Regions from separate parts of the Mus musculus genome. Here region 2 is linked to region 1. A link is a loop called in an ENCODE intact Hi-C map of the cell type or tissue named here. Cell type or tissue: left cerebral cortex. All regions are shown on one strand. Links, peaks and the distances in the headings refer to the core of each region. The heading gives the core; the rest is flanking DNA. Region 1 has its middle 57 kb from the start of Gm29908. Region 2 has its middle 12 kb from the start of 8030451O07Rik.

What was found. A loop is a pair of places that touch in the nucleus more often than their neighbours do. Peaks named below come from ENCODE experiments on the same cell type or tissue, not always from the same donor. Only the 100,000 strongest peaks of a DNase experiment are listed, where the experiment ranks them.
Region 2: a loop joins it to region 1, with 4 times the contacts of the local background. A loop is called at or near these places in 6 of 42 quality-filtered maps.

Annotation. Positions count from the first base shown.
Region 1 is chr16:72,601,954-72,610,302 of GRCm38, reverse strand. It overlaps a transcript of Robo1 not described here. Among named protein-coding and RNA genes, the nearest start is that of Gm29908, 57 kb to the left of the region's middle. In left cerebral cortex, for the core only: a CTCF peak has its summit at 5,035 (motif pointing right); a DNase peak (open chromatin) is centred at 5,032.
Region 2 is chr16:72,217,942-72,226,290 of GRCm38, reverse strand. It overlaps a transcript of Robo1 not described here. Among named protein-coding and RNA genes, the nearest start is that of 8030451O07Rik, 12 kb to the left of the region's middle. In left cerebral cortex, for the core only: a CTCF peak has its summit at 8,085 (motif pointing left); DNase peaks (open chromatin) are centred at 3,999 and 8,077.

The DNA.
Region 1 (8,349 bases), core at 327-8,326:
AATTAATCCATTTAGAATCAAAAAGACTTTAAATACTTCCATTTAAGATATCTTTTAAAGTTTTGGAAAATTATGCATGCTATCCAACTGAACACATATAAGATGCTAGAAAGAAATTTTACAGGTAGATAAAGTAATTATTCTATTTAAACAGCATTCCTTAACAGTATCTTGCTTAAATGCCTGGAGTCAACGTGTTAGTTTCTGCAAATGTCTTTTATCAACTCCTGACAGTCATTGTGGTCATGCAAACCATTAAAGCCCAAGTAGAAACTTTAAGAATAAACTGAAGGTGATTTTTTCCCTAATCCTAACGCATTATAAATCTCATTGATTAAATATAAACATGGCACGTGATGAAAATGAGTGCACGTGAATCCCTTTAGAATGAAAATGTTAGGATGGTTTGAAAGAGTTTTGAGTTAATGCAAAGAAACAGAAAAATCCAACCATAGAAATGTTCGCAGTGTATAATGATTAAAGGGCCCACGAGCTAAACTAAAACCCCCAGATCACTCAAGGGAGTGGTCCCAGAGCGCTATCTTCTCCCTGGGTTAGCCAGCTTCCCACCATGATGCCCACGCTGACTCCTCACCACTCTCTCACACTCATGCCTCTTGACTCATTGCCCACTGAGGTCTACAGTCTGGAGAAAGACCGGCTTAGCTTACGTGGGGCATGCAACTTCCTTTGTCGGGTGTGGTCTCTACTTCTCTTGTGAAAGAGTTTGTGTCTTCTGTTGAGGCCTTCAGAAATGATTTATGTACAAGTTGCAGAGGTCCCAATAGTTTATTTTAAATGAACATAATTTTGTGTGTGTGTGTGTGTGTGAATATTGACCATGATAGAATAAGCAAGGGACAAAAAAACAAAACAAAACAAAAAACAAACTGAAACCCTGGAGATATTAAGATATTTGGCTTTGTAGTATGAAACAGAAGTGTTAAAAGGAACTTATTACATTTGGTTGTTGCTATCAAATATTGTGTTTTATGAGTATTTCTGAAAATAATTTGTTGTTTCTTTATATCTACATTCATCCATCCACCCACTCATCTATTCATCCATCCATCCTTCTATGTAACGCTCTGATGGTCAGCTCTACATCTATATACCTATGGTTTGCCACTTCTTCTACATAGAAATTAAAAAACAATCCATGAAGCAATTTATATCTGCAAAGATAATAATCAGAGAAAACAAACATTTAACCATAGTATTTTCTGTTCTTTACTAAAATAGTTGTACAATAAACTGAAAACTCAGCTAAAATGTTCTTTAAAAAAAAATTCATTTATTTACTTTATGTAAGTACGCCATAGCTATCTTCAGACACCCCAGAAGAGGACATCAGATCTCATTACAGATGGTTTGCAGCCACCATGTGGTTGCTGGGATTTGAACTCAGGACCTTTGGAAGAGCAGTCAGTGCTCTTAACCACTGAGTCATCTCTTCAACCCCCAACTAAAAAGTTCTAGGTTGTGAATTGCAGTTAAATTTAACAACAATACTCTTATTTCTTCCACAAAGGCCAACAGAAACAAAGGGCATTACTGTAGAAGCAGAGAATAATTAACCTGTTCCAATGAAAACACCCTCTTCTCAAAAGTAGGCAATTTCGGCCAGGTTGTGTGATGGATTGGCAGGTACTTTTGGGTGGAACCTACACATTAAGGTAGATGTAAATCGAATTTCCGCGGTGGTTTGTGCTGCACTTTGAGAATGTGCTTAATCTTACAGAGGAGTATACTAATGTCATCAATAATACATCGCTCTATTCTAATCTCAACATTGGGATCAAAAGTCTTAGATTCTAACCTTGACCTGGATGGCTCCAAAGTTACTAGTCCAAAGACCATCATTAGTGATTCATGATGACGTGGTGTAGTGTAGTGTTTGGAAGAATAATTACAGAATTCCTGGGTCTAAATTCTGACTTTTTCTTATACCTGGAATCTGACAATTGGAAGACATTTACTGTGTTGCAACTTCCCCATCTGAAAAATCTACAATTTTGCGCATGTGAACAATACCTACAAGTTACCAAGTGCTTTTGCTTTGTTGGGAATTTTAAAAATTACCTTTTACATATTTTATAAGACATTTACGAATTAGGCTTACTACGATATTGGAAGATAGATAATTTTTAAAATGTGGAGTTGGATTCTTCAGCCCAGCAATTTGTATTTCAGAACCTATGCTCTTGGCCGGTACCTAAGACCTCTGTATGCATTATCGTAAGGCATTCTGTACATGGGCGTCATAAGGAAATGTCAGCTAATTAAATTCTAGGCAGAAGAGCCTAAGAGACCTATTGTCCTGCTGGGACAAGATAGAAATTGGACATATTTATTAATTTATTTTCTCATAACAGAAAAAGTCAATGCTGAACACTGTTAAGCTTTGTAAATTACATTTAATATAAAATTATATTCCTAATATCACAAGTCCTAATTTATAGCAAATACTATCAGCTGCCAATATTTTAACTCTCTCCTTAGAAATGTTATTTTGAGCTCTATATCCTGTGTGAAACCAACACTCATTCCTTTAGCTATAATTTCCTTGAGTCTATAAACAGTAATTAAAAAAACCTTCCAAGTCCAGCATTCTAAAGATTATATACTTAATAAAGTAGGCCATTAAGTTCTGATGTATATGAAGGTGCTTAGAACTAAATTAATGATTTTTCTACTTGGTGATTGTGAATAAATGAATACTCTGAAGGTATTCACACCCAAATTATCATCACAAGGTATTTTACTCTACAAAAGTCTAAAAATGCTAACATGCATGATTGGAACATGAGTCATATTGACTTAATTTAGTTTGGATAGAATTAAATTTCACTTTCATGTGGCTTCAATGTAAGAGTCTTGATCTAAGATTCAGTTGAGAGAATTTATAGGTGGCTTGGCAAAAATATATTTTTCAAAATATAGTCAAACGGAAGGAACAGGGAAGAATTTTTCCTGCTACACATAAGACAGTGATGAGTTCCCCTGTTGCAGAAGAGAATTCTTACACTGTGACTTAACATAGCAAAATTCAACATTTTTTTTATCAATGAAAGAAGAAAAGAGAAACCTTGCTTAGCTCCATACAAAGGAAGGATGACCTATATAATCTAGCCTCAGGGAAAAAAAGCCCGTGACTACCACAAAGGTTATGTTTATTAGTGAAAAAAAATGAATGCTGTATAAGTTCTTTATAGCCAAGTCAAGCCTGTAACTTCAAATAATGTGTAAAAGGACAGCTACCATGTTTTCTGAACTGATCGATGCATTCATTGTACAAACAGCCAAGAAAGGCATACTGTTGGACAACCAAACATCACTGTAGTTCCCTTGGAGCTCACAATTAGAACTGACCAGTTGGGGAGCTGGGGAGATGGCTCAGTAGTTAATGGCACTGACTGCTTTTCCAGAGGTCCTGAGTTCAGTTCTCAGCAACCACATGGTGGATCACAACCATCTGTAATACAATGCCCTCTTCTGGAGTGTCTGAAGGCAGTGACAGTGTACTCATATAAATAAAATAAATAAATAAGTCTTTTAAAAAAAACCAAAACAGCAGCAACAACAACAACAACAATGAACTGGCCAGTTGGATTTGTTCTTGTGTGAAATGCCAGGTGGAATTTTATCCATGTACATTGAACAATTTTATGCCTCAGGCTTCTTAGTGACCACTAATTAAAGAAATGATGTCAGCATGTGCAGGAACTCAGGTGGCGGCATTGTGATCATTCTACGGGATAAAGGTTTATAGAATTCAAAAAGAAAATTCTCCACTAGCAAGATTTTATTGAAAGGACCCAGATGTAGCTGTCTCTTGTGAGACTATGCCGGGGCCTAGCAAACACAGAAGTGGATGCTCACAGTCAGCTAATGGATGGATCATAGGGCTCCCAATGGAGGAGCTAGAGAAAGTAGCCAAGGAGCTAAAGGGATCTGCAACCCTATAGGTGGAACAACATTATGAACTAACCAGTACCCCGGAGCTCTTGACTCTAGCTGCATATGTATCAAAAGATGGCCTAGTCGGCCATCACTGGAAAGAGAGGCCCATTGGACTTGCAAACTTTATATGCCCCAGTACAGGGGAACACCAGGGCCAAAAAGGGGGAGTGGGTGGGCAGGGGAGTGGGGGTGGGTGGATATGGGGGACTTTTGGTATAGCATTGGAAATGTAAATGAGCTAAATACCTAATAAAAAATGGAAAAAAAAAGTAAATAAGTAATAAAATGAAAATGTTTTTAATTAAAAAAAAAAAAAAAGAAAATTCTCTTGGCACTTTCTTTCCCAGTACATGAGTATGAAAACCGAATCTCTCACAATGTCTCTGGAACACACCGGCATGCCTAAAGAGAAGTGCATTTGTCATCTGGATCCTAAGAGTGAAGTTTAGTGAAACTATTTGCTGAATTTTTAAACACTGTGTCAAGGGACAATGTGAAACTGAGATTCCCTAAGCAAGCAGGTGTTTTTCTTAGTCTAATAGGATTTTCCTTGCAAAGGATAAATTGTCTCAAGGCACTTTATATACGTTGCCAAGGAATATCATTAACTAATACACAGTTGATAGCCACAAAACCTGCATAAAGAACCTATTCTATTTTTTGAGGAAAGGAAGAAATTACTCTTTAATATATCAGCACAATGGGTATTTTTGCAGTATACTTTCCAAGTATGGGTTTCATAACAGGTATTCAAAGTTTTGACAACTAAACACTTTAATTATAATTTAGTTACATATGAAAAGAGAAATAATTTATCTCTTAAAAATAAAACTTTTCAGTAGGGAAAATACAATTTTGTCCAAACCAAATGTTTATTCGTAGAAACAAGTCTATTTTTAATGGTGCGAGAAATAGGCTATTGTGATCTATGAAATCTTGTTGGTTTTACACTGGACATAATAATATATGTGGAAAAAAAATACTTGTTCCAAGAGAGAGGCTACAGAGAGAGACTGCTTGCAGGCAAACATCTGTTCCTTAGAAGTTTCAGCTGCAAACTGCACGGTTTCCACTAGAGGGCAGTCGTTTGGACAAGCAGAGCTCTTCATAAGCAGGAGTGATAAACAAGGTACAGAAATCTCATGTCTAAGAATCAGGATTTCCTCTGCTTTCTAATAAATATACGCTTTCACGTGGAAGTAAGCAATCCCTGATTTTATACTCATGCATGCATACATATGCATAACACATTTAAGTCTCTACATTGTATTTAAGGAGAGTTATTCCATAGGCGTCAACCAGCCACAACTGCAGTGAACACTAAAGCATTACTTCGTGTAATTTTTCTTCCCTCTCCCCTGTATTTTGGAAAATAAGGTCCTAAAACTTCCCATGGATTTGCAAGAATTCAAAAATCAATAGCTGATTCTCTTACAATATCATCAGACATTTTGATGTGAACCTTTAGCTAATTACAAATTACCAGTAACTATTAGAAATTTTAAAGAATTTAAATTTAAAAAATCAAAGCCAGTTCTCGTGTAGAAGCGTAATCATTCTGATCAATGGGAAAGCTGATTCACATGAAACATAGGGGGAATTCTAGACATTTGTCTGTCTCAGGACACAGATAACACAACTTCCGTTATCGAAAGGAAAAGCAGACATCAAGAGTCAAAGGGTATTCAAAAGACTGTCCTAATTTTAAAGTTAAACCGTATTAGTTTGATATAAATAACATTGTTTCAAGATTGAGTCTGTTGATTAATTTTAAACTGTTGACATTTCCTGGTGATATGGAGGCAGGCTTCCCAAACTCCTTTGATATTGTTGATACGCTGACTGTAAGTCATCTTTTTCTCTGAAATGAAGGGACAGGAACGGTGTCACTGTGCTCCCTGTCTTTCTGCCTTCCTTTCTGACATTCTCCCCCCCTTCCCTGCCCCAATCCTCCTTTCCTTTCTCTCCATCCATCTCTTCCCTTCTTTTCTTCTCTCTATTCTGAAATTCGGAAGTGCAAATGGGTGCTAAGTAAACTCCTACCTAATCTTTGTAATTTGAACGACTAATGATAAGGAACATCAGTGGAAAATTCAGAGGACATCTTAGGAGGGAATAAACGATTTTTGTTGAAGAAAGGAAAAAATAACAAAGAGGGTTTAGTGACAAAACTGATTTTAATCCTCCTCAGACACTGTGCACCACTCTGTATCAAGTGCTGATGTACTGCCTGAAGAGAGCTTTCTAAAGCCTTGTTAAGTGAGCAGACAGTTTGTGATGTCCTGGTGTCAAGGGTGCCCCAATTTACATATGTTTAAAACTTACTTACTTTGCTTGTTGGTGGGAGTGTAACAATTTTGGAAGGGAAAAAGGTTCTCTCTTTCACCTTCTGTCACAGACCACAATGGTCTCAAAATGCTCAGCTCAAGGAGTGGCCCTGACTGTTGTATTCGATTTCACACTAAATTTGGTCGGTTTCCCATGGGACCATATTTTAACTCTGCTAGTTGGTTGATATAGTGAAGCATTATGTTACTAGAATATCTATTATATGGCCCAAGTAAAATAGGATGATTGTTGAATCGAGTTACAACTCTTTATTATAAATATCTACCACCTTGTTAAATTGTATAACATTAGACTTACAAATGATGTACAGTTTAAGCGACTGTCTGGATTAGTACTTTGGACAGGAACTGAGGGTAGAGAAAGGATCAGAATGTAGGAAGACTTGAAGCTTGTCTTACTTAATCCACACAGAAGTTAAATTTGCAGTGCTATGAGTTTATATTTTTATAAACATAGAAATTCTTAGCAATGTTGTACAAGCATGCAGGTATAAGTTGTACATACTGGGTTGCTCTATTTAATTACTTTTTAAGTAAACGGAGTCAAACTTTTTCAGAGCATAGCAGGAAAGCAAGAGACCTGATTTTATCAATAAACTTGTTTCAGCAGAAGGAGTTTTCTTTTTTTTTATTCTCAGTGAAGTTATGGTAGTTAATGGCTATAAATTTAATAATCATTAATTTGTGGAAACATTTATCTGTTTAATCATTAGTAATAACTGGCTGCCAGTGGAAACAAATTATACTGTTAGTTGTGTGTTCAGCAATCTTTAGGATGCCAAAATTTGACTCATAGTATCAGTTAATGTCTGTTCATGTAAGTGCTTTGCAGTGATAAAGTCTACTAATTTAAGGTACTTAAATGGAACTGACTTAAACACAACACCTTGGCACTTAGGAGGCAGAGGCAGATGGCCGAAAGTTGGAAGACCATCCTGGTATACAGAATGACCTCTTGGGTGGACTAGACTACAAAAGATCCTGTCTCAAAACAGAGCACACCAACCCAAAACAAACACATAAAGACAAAACCATTTAAGTGGAACAAAATTTACTGGTCAATATGACAACATTAAGTAATATCTGGAAGAAAATTTGGGAGTTGAATGTTTGCTTGCTTAATCCCCAGTTGATGAACAGTTTGGGCAGGATAGGAGGTGTGTTGTTGTCGGAGGAGGTATGTATGTCCTTGTTGGAGGAGATGTGTTTCTGAGTGGGGTCTTTTTTTTTTTCTTTTCATTTTTTATTAGGTATTTAGCTCATTTACATTTCCAATGCTATACCAAAAGTCCCCCATACCCACCCACCCCCACTCCCCTACCCGCCCACTCCCCCTTTTTGGCCCGGGCGGTCCCCTGTTCTGGGGCATATAAAGTTTGTGTGTCCAATGGGCCTCTTTTTCCAGTGATGGCCGACTAGGCCATCCTTTGATACATATGCAGCTAGAGTCAAGAGCTCCGGGGTACTGGTTAGTTCATAATGTTGATCCACCTATAGGGTTGCAGATCCCTTTAGCTCCTTGGGTACTTTCTCTAGCTCCTCCATTGGGAGCCCTGTGATCCATCCATTAGCTGACTGGGCATCCACTTCTGTGTTTGCTAGGCCCCGGCATAGTCTCACAAGAGACAGCTACATCTGGGTCCTTTCGATAAAATCTTGCTAGTGTATGCAATGGTGTCAGCTTTTGGATGCTGATTATGGGGTGGATCCCTGGATAAGGCAGTCTCTACATGGTCCATCCTTTCATCTCAGCTCCAAACTTTGTCTCTGTAACTCATTCTAAGGGTGTTTTGTTCCCACTTCTGAGGAGGGGTATAGTGTCCACACTTCAGTCTTCATTTTTCTTGAGTTTCATGTGTTTAGGAAATTGTATCTTATATCTTGGGTATCCTAGGTTTTGGGCTAATATCCACTTATCAGTGAGTACATATTGTGTGAGTTCCTTTGTGAATGTGTTACCTCACTCAGGATGATGCCCTCCAGGTCCATCCATTTGGCTAGGAATTTCATAAATTCATTCTTTTTAACAGCTGAGTAG
Region 2 (8,349 bases), core at 333-8,332, 380 kb after region 1:
AATATGGTGGGACTGTTTTTATATCTTTATCAACAAAGTGATTTGCAAGTTTGAGTACAAGGCCTTTTTCAATCTTTGTGTGTCTGTCTCTCCCCATCTCTCTTCCTTGTCTTATTCCCTGGTTCAGTTATCTTTCCTTTTCTCTCCTAAGTTCCTTTATAAAATTCTAGTCATTTACCAGAAAATCATAATGAATATGTAATGCTATTCTAGGGAAAAGTCATCTAGGAAAAATTATATTCCAATACTTCTCTTTGAAAACATCAATATTTAAGATTAATGTATTCATGAATAATCTCTTCAGTTTCTTTAGTCTCAATATATTTTCTCTGAAGATATTGAACATCACATTTGAGCTCCTGAAATTTCAATAACTTAGATGTTCCCACTTATGCACTCTGTATTTAGAATGGAGATTCTACTAATGTCCATAGGACAATATTATAAAACTCTATTTTATCTTCCATAGTGGGCAGATTCAGCCTGCAGATCCAGCAGCTAAGGAGCAGAGTGTCCTAAGCACAGAGAAGGTGGTCAGAGACCAATGCTGATACTTCAGCCACATGATGCAACTTTTTAAGAGTACTTAAGAGCTTATGTTGGACTTTATTGCTTGCTTTATGGCCTTAGAAAACCCTGAAGTAGTTATAAAAACCTTACTCATTGCTGGTTCTAAGGTCTGGAGAAATTGCTCAATCCATACAACACAAATACCTTGAAAGGCCTTTAATGTATCAAGTGTCGTTTGAATAGAGTGAAGATAAAAATTCCTAATAAGATTTCATGAATTCCGAATAAATCCAGATATGAAGAAATCAAGGGATTCTTTTTCTCCATAGACTTCATCTAGTTTTGCCAATTTTACTTAATATATAAACCAACATAGCTAATACTCCAAGTTCACATATTTCAAGGTATTTGAGGTATGTGCACATACTTCAGGGAACCCTCCAAAGCTGCGAGAGAGAGGAGACAGAAGCAGGGTTGCACTATTTTAAAGAATGAGTCATGAAGTCCTAGGAGATGTTGCTAATTTCTTTGAGTTAACTTGTAAAATGTGTTAACATCTTTGTTGTTGCATTCTTTATTCTGTGTCTCTGTCGTACCCTACAGAATTGAGTTGTTACTGTGAAATGACTTTAAAAAAAAGAGGAAAACAGAACCCTATGGGTACTTTTCTTTTCTAAACAGGAACAATTTCATCACATAGATTTCATCATAATCATCAGGATAAAATAATGTGTAAAAAGTACTAAGACCAGGCATTAAACTGGAGAAAGACAACAGACACGGTACTGAGACCTTATGGGAGAGAAGCCCTGTGTCCAGCATTCAGAGATAAACAACCTCAAACAGAAACAGTACCATGGAAAGAGATTATACCAGGAGGGAGAGGAATCCAAACACTTCAAAGTTTTCTTGAGGAAATTATGATGTGTCTTTTCTCACTAATGGAAGAAGCAGATCTTCTAACTTAAAGTGCCTATTATATATAAAAACAGAGACAGGAAAATATAATAAAAGAAGTCAAAGCTTAAAGGAATTGAAATTGTGCTGTTTGGATTAAACACAATGAATCAACAGTAACTCGGCCTTCGCATGGAATATGGTATATATAGCAGAGGAATTAAGCTTTGGAGATGAAAATTAATTTCCAATTACTGATGTGTAAAAATTCCAGGAGACAAAAGAAACTTACGTGAAAGCTAACAACCGGAAGGGCCATAGCAAACAAATGGACAGTGTAGTTAAGGGACTCTAAGAACCCATTTCCAAGAGTTTTCACTGATCTGTACCTTTTTAACTGTGACATTTAATAAGAAAACACGAAACAATGCAACCTAACTTTATATGTTCCATGACTGAAAACTAACAGACTATCTAGAGTAACTTAATTGTGTAATAATATATGTGTAGGCTTATATTGTAACACTTCTTTTAAGAAGAGAAAACACTGAGGCATATTAAAAAAAAGTCCTTCAGTTTTAAAGAAAAGAAAAAAACAGAGAAAAGTCATTACAATATGACAATTAGCATGAACTCAAGCTATACCTTCGGTTCCAGGAAGGTAATTAAATTACTGTTTCATGTAAAGTCCCTCTGCCCCCATGTCTAGTAAATTCACTACATAACTGAGAAGTAATTCAATTTATACTGACATCTTTATAGAGCAATTAAGTCATTGTTTGACCTACATAAGCCAAGGAGAATGCTGCCTTGTCAGAGCTAGCATTTACACTGCAGGGAATTTAATCAAAATATCCCGAATTAGCCATGGTCGACAGGAGTCTATTCTCTGGTCTTTCTGATTGTTGATTGCCAGGCTACTGATTTGCTTCCTTTAGCATATACTAGTGAAGTCTAAACATGATGCTGTTGTTTAATTTACAAGAAAGTTAAAATCAAACCTATGTACTTTATTGGCAAAACTCAATTGCCCCAAAAGATCCGAAGATATTATGATTTTGACACTTGTGAAGCTTTAGAAGGTGTGATTGCAGTGGGACACATTTTCAGATCAAAGGCTTAGTATACACTTCACTTTTCAAGATGAAGCCATTGTCCTCAAAGCTCCTTGTTCTGTAGACTTGTCACTCTATGCGCCATCAATCATGATGGTGATTATGACACTGCTCTTTGCTTTTGGAGGCAGGTAGCTGGACCATTAAGGAGCCTGGATAGAGGATATGGAGAAGAGTGTGAAATGTAGGCTGCCTGGGGGGTCGGGGGGGGGGGAGAAGAATGGGAGGGCCCCAAGCTGATGCACTCACTGACAAATTGTGCAACTTGTCTGGACAAAAGAAAGAATGGAACTAAGTAGTTTTACTCAGTGGCCTCAGTTCCAACCAGGACATTTTGCTCAGAACTAAGACTCCGTGTGTGTGTTTGTGTGTGTGTATGTGTGTTTGTGAGTGAGTGTGTATGCTATTTCCACCTCTCTGATATTCTTGTAGTATTGAGTACAGTCTGTTGTCCAGGTATTTCTTAAAGAATTTAGATATAGCATTATTCTGTTAAAGCTTTTTGCAAAAATTAAACATTAGAAGATGAGCTATGGTTTATGAACCCATTGTAAGTTTTGTTTGTACACTACAATATTTTTCTTTTGTCATTTTTACTTACATGTCATATCTTTGGCTAAATATTAGGGTCCACAATCTACATGACTCATTTAAATGGATTAGAAGAATCCCCTATCTTTCACCCCCTCTGTGTGTGTGTGTGTGTGTGTGTGTGAGAGAGAGAGAGAGAGAGAGAGAGAGAGAGACAGAGAGACAGAGAGACAGAGAGACAGAGAGAGACAGAGAGACAGAGAGACAGAGAGACAGAGACAGAGAGAAATAGAGACAGACAGAAAAACAGACAGAAACATAGACAGACACACAGACATCAGACTGTGTATGATATAAAGAACCTATAATGATTTTTAATTCAGTGGTTGAAGTCCTTTGTCTTCTACATAAATACTTCTCAGCACTAGATATAAATTCAAACAAAGAAACTAAAATGAATGCATCATTATATATGCAGTTTAATATTACAGATGACACACTCACTGGATTTTTATTGAATCTAAAGAAAAGAATCTCATCATGTCTACATTTTTTAATGTACCCCCTCTGTAAAACAAGTGTTTTACTATTTGACAAAATTCTAAGGACTGGACCTATACACTTTACAATATTTCCACATCGAATGTTGCAAAGACATGAATCTATGAAGCTCAAATAAATGTTTGGCCAATGTTATGCTTTCAATTTTAAAATAGGTTTGATTTGGAGAGGTTGATCTGGCCAATAAAACACAAATTTCCACAAGCCTTCTGTGCTGAGTTTCTTTTCTTAACAGAGCCTGAAGTGGGCAGACTTCATGGCTCATAGCAGCATGCATGCAGTCAACACAAGAGCCTGAAAAATCGTCCAAAGCAGCCCTCATGTATTATTAAAGCCAGCCCAGCTTCCTGCACTGCTGAACAATGCTGAGTGTCCTCTACCAACAAATTCAATCCGCAGGCTGTCTGAATGTTCGCCAAGGCTCTGCATTGCCTGCACATGGCAGATATAATTGGTAAAATGAATGAAGAATTTCCTATTCTTACTAGGCAGTAGTCCAGATAGGAGATAAGAATAACTTCAATAGCTGAGCTAGCATGTGAAAAGGGCTCTGCTTTTCATATAACACTTATTGTGAAGATGCAAATTTCCCCTCAACCAGCAAGGCTCTCTGTGGCTGTTCACACACATTCCTTTAACTGTTAAGAGTTTGTGTCTTCAGTGGCTTATTTTTTGAGTTTTTTTTTCAAATTCCATTTGAGATAGTCTAATAACCTCTTGGAATTTTCCAATCATATAGATGGACAAATATTTACAAAATATCATTAGTGCTATATTATTTACACACGCAAAATGATATATAAAAAAACTTAGATTCAGTGCTCACTGGAATGATGCCCAGCTTAATGAAAGTTAATACAGTTATTGCCTTGAAATGTTTTAAGTGTGGAATGTTCCCTCTAAAGGATGTGTAAAATTTTATAAATCATCTCTGGCTAAGAGGTATGTAATTTTTTTTTTTAGAACTTCAAACGTGAGAAATTGTATGAAAATTACTCCTCTTCTCTTTCAACCTCTTGTGTCTCCTACCAAATTAATAATTCCTTCTTTAAATATTATTACATGTTAGCCATAATGATACATCAAACACACACACACACACACACACACACACATACACACACGTGAGTCTATTTCGTGTCACTGTTAGGTACATGTGTTCAGGATTCCCACTTGGAATAGATAAGGCAACCTCTGGGCCAACTCATCCCTACAGGAAGCTGTTGGTCTTTTCTCAGAAACCATTAATTTATACATGATTAATTGATGAGTGTAGCACTTAATACTCTTCCAAAGTCTTCCTTTTGCCAAAGGTGGAGACTATTCCAGAGATACAAAACTGGTCAGAATAAGTGACTGTGGAGTGGCCAACACCAAGTGACACATTTCCAAAAACAAGTTTGACATCTAGGCCTGACAAGAACCCAAGGAGTTGAAGGAGTTTGCAGCCCAGTAGGAGGAACTTCAAACGTGAACAAAACAGTACCCCCAGAACTCCCTGGGACTAAACAACCTACCAAAGAAAACACATGGTGGAACTCATGGCTGCAGCTCCATATGTAGCAGAGGATGGTCTAGTTGGTCATCAATAAGGTATGAAGGCTCTATTCCCAAGTACAGGAGAATGCCAGGGCCAGGAAGCAGGAGTGGGTGGGTTGATGAGCAGGGAGAGGAGGGAAGCAATGGGGGGTGTTTCGGAGGGGAAACTAGGAAAGGGGATAACATTTGAAATGTAAATAAAATTATGTAATAATAATAATAAAAGAAGCATAAAGTTTATAACAGCCAGATACTCTGGATGTTTGCTGCCAGAGATTGTCTGCTGGGTAAGGTATGCAGCCATTTTAGAAAGAATTTTACTGATGTGGTCATATACATCCAGGTGTAATCTTGGTTTAATATATATTGTGTTATATATGCCACTGCATGTGACACAGTCTAAAATAATCACCCCCTGTCCTGCACGTGACTTTCTGTCCAAAGTGTGCTAGGATATGAGTTTCCTTCTAGAATTGGCCAATTCAGTCAGACAGAATGATCACTGGCTATGATACATGATTACAATATCTTTGCATACCCAGAATACCAAAGTTAAAACCTGACAGTGTTTAATCATGCCCACATAGATTATCCACGTAATTGAAAATAAAATAACGGTCACACGAATGTCGCTCACACGAGCTGTCAGAAAAGGCCTATATTCTCTTTACTCAATGATATGTTTTACTTATAACTTTAAACCCTCTCTCATCATTTTTTTTATCGCTCTCACCTTACATATGTATATGAAATGTTTGCAACACAAGGAGCACAAATATGATATGCTATATATCATATTTTAAAACTAAAGATGAAAAAATATGACATTGTAGAAAGTGCACTAGAAAAGGGGAGAAAACTTGTTAATAAAGAAAGGAATGCATGGAGAAATATTGTCAAGACATGATATAGGCTATGTGGAAATTTCTAGTGATACTCCTTAATTTAAAACATTTGTATATTTGAATAATTATTATAACATTGATTCTCTAATTATATAGCTTTAAGAGGGGTTTATGTTATGATTATCAGAAGGCTACCATCTAACTTGCCTTCCCTATTCCCAATATTCATAGAATTTTACTCGACATCATTCTCACACAAAGCTTAAAAATATTTATATATGATTCTTGTGTAGGCTTTTTAAAAAATATACCCATTAAGAAATATTCAAGTATATAATATCTATTATCATTTTACATAGTACTATGTATTTTTCTAGTGTAAAATATAGAAATAAATCTATACTTTAATTAGCTTAGTTATTTTTCCTTATGAGTTGATTCTAATTAATTCCTACTACCAGAAATTAATGGAATCACTTCATTTAATAACTTTTCCAGTTGAAGTACAAAGAAAGAAATGATCAGGTATATATTTCAATTGAGCATACCAATGGGGTGAATTTACCAATAGTAGTCCTTGGTAAAATTATACATGAAGTTTTCATATGTAACACATTATTTTATTTTCCAACTATGGGTATATCTTCTTATCCTCACACAGATAACTGATAACAATAGCAGTTTCCTATAGTCTTGTCAAAGAATTTGTGATCCAAGTTAAAATTCTGTAAGTCTAAGAATTCAAAATTGTTAATACTGTATATCCCCTTTCTATTATATGGTAATGTCAATTTTCTTTTTTGGATCACCTTTCTTTTTCTTTTTCTTTTTTTCTTTTTTTAAATTGTGTCTACTTCCCTTTATAGGTCTTTTTTTAAAATTAGGTATTTATTTCATTTACATTTCCAATGCTATCCCAAAAGTCCCCCCCCCACTCCCCTACCCACCCATTCCCATTTTTTGGCCCTGGCGTTCCCCTGTACTGGGGCATATAAAGTTTGCCTGACCAATGGGCCTCTCTTTCCAGTGATGGCCGACTAGGCCATCTTTTGATACATATGCAGCTAGAGTCAAGAGCTCCGGGGTACTGGTTAGTTCATAATGTTGTTCCACCTATAGGATTGCAGATCCCTTTAGCTCCTTGGGTACTTTCTCTAGCTCCTCCATTGGGGGCGCTGTGATTTGGATGACCTTTCTTAGTCTAAAGACACGCTCAGTATTCCTTCGCTATCTACAAGAGCCTTTTTATATAACCCAGCTCCCATTCTTGAGTCCGTTGTCTTTCTTGTTTCCCTTTATTCATCACACAGAGGCTTATTTCAACATAAGTGATGCCATCATTACAGAATTGCCTATGTCCTTGCGCCATTTACTAATAACCCAACTTCCATCAATTCATTTTACGTTCCTAGAATATTTCCTAGTGTCCATCACTCTCATCCATTCAACATCTTCTTGATTATGACCCTAGAAAACAAAACAAAACAAATGATCTCTTTGGTATTTTCAGCCAACTTTTCAGTTGTACCATGGCAATCTCCCTTGCCGAAGAGCCTCTTTCCATTCCACTGATCCGACAATGTTCTCATGTCCTGGTATTTTTTTCTTCGTCAGATTTGACCTCCTTTAAATAGATCTGAACCTATGGTTAGCAATCATGGTTCTTAAATCTTTACCTCTAGGTCGGCCAACTGTTGCATTGTTTACATTCTGATCTGAAGACTTAAATATGATATAGAGAGCACCAAGCTTTAAATATGGTAAAAATTTCAGTTATATATGTAATACAAAATTACTATTAATACATAATGATTATTTGGCGTTTTCTATATGATAGAAGTTAGTAACAATCATAGTAGGTATTATTACTATACTAGGAAATAGCTCTGTGAAGAATCCCATTCATACCTTTTATTGCCAAAGAAATTAATAGGAAAAATGTGCAAATGAGTGAATGTTTGGGATTCTAAGGAATGACTGAATCTTAACTTTTAGGAAGAGATTATCTCCTGTAAGTAAAATGCAATTAAATGTGGTTTGTGTGATTATTGGCTAGCTAGACTCAGAGCGCCATCTGGTGGTAAGAAAGTAGAAGTGTATGAGGAAATAAGGAGCTTGTATTGAAGTAAAATTGTGGAACAACACTTGTGTTCTCCCTTGCCTAGAATGATTACCGTCAGAGTTATTCAAATGTAATGTGGCAACGCCTGAGACTCTATTCTCACACTACTTTGGGTGTTATAGAAGAAGAAGGGAAATGTTTTGGATACTGAGTGAGCCGTATGGAAAAGTTAGTAAATATTGGAAAACTTGCATTTTTCCATTCAAGTCACACAAGGGCTAGTTAGAGA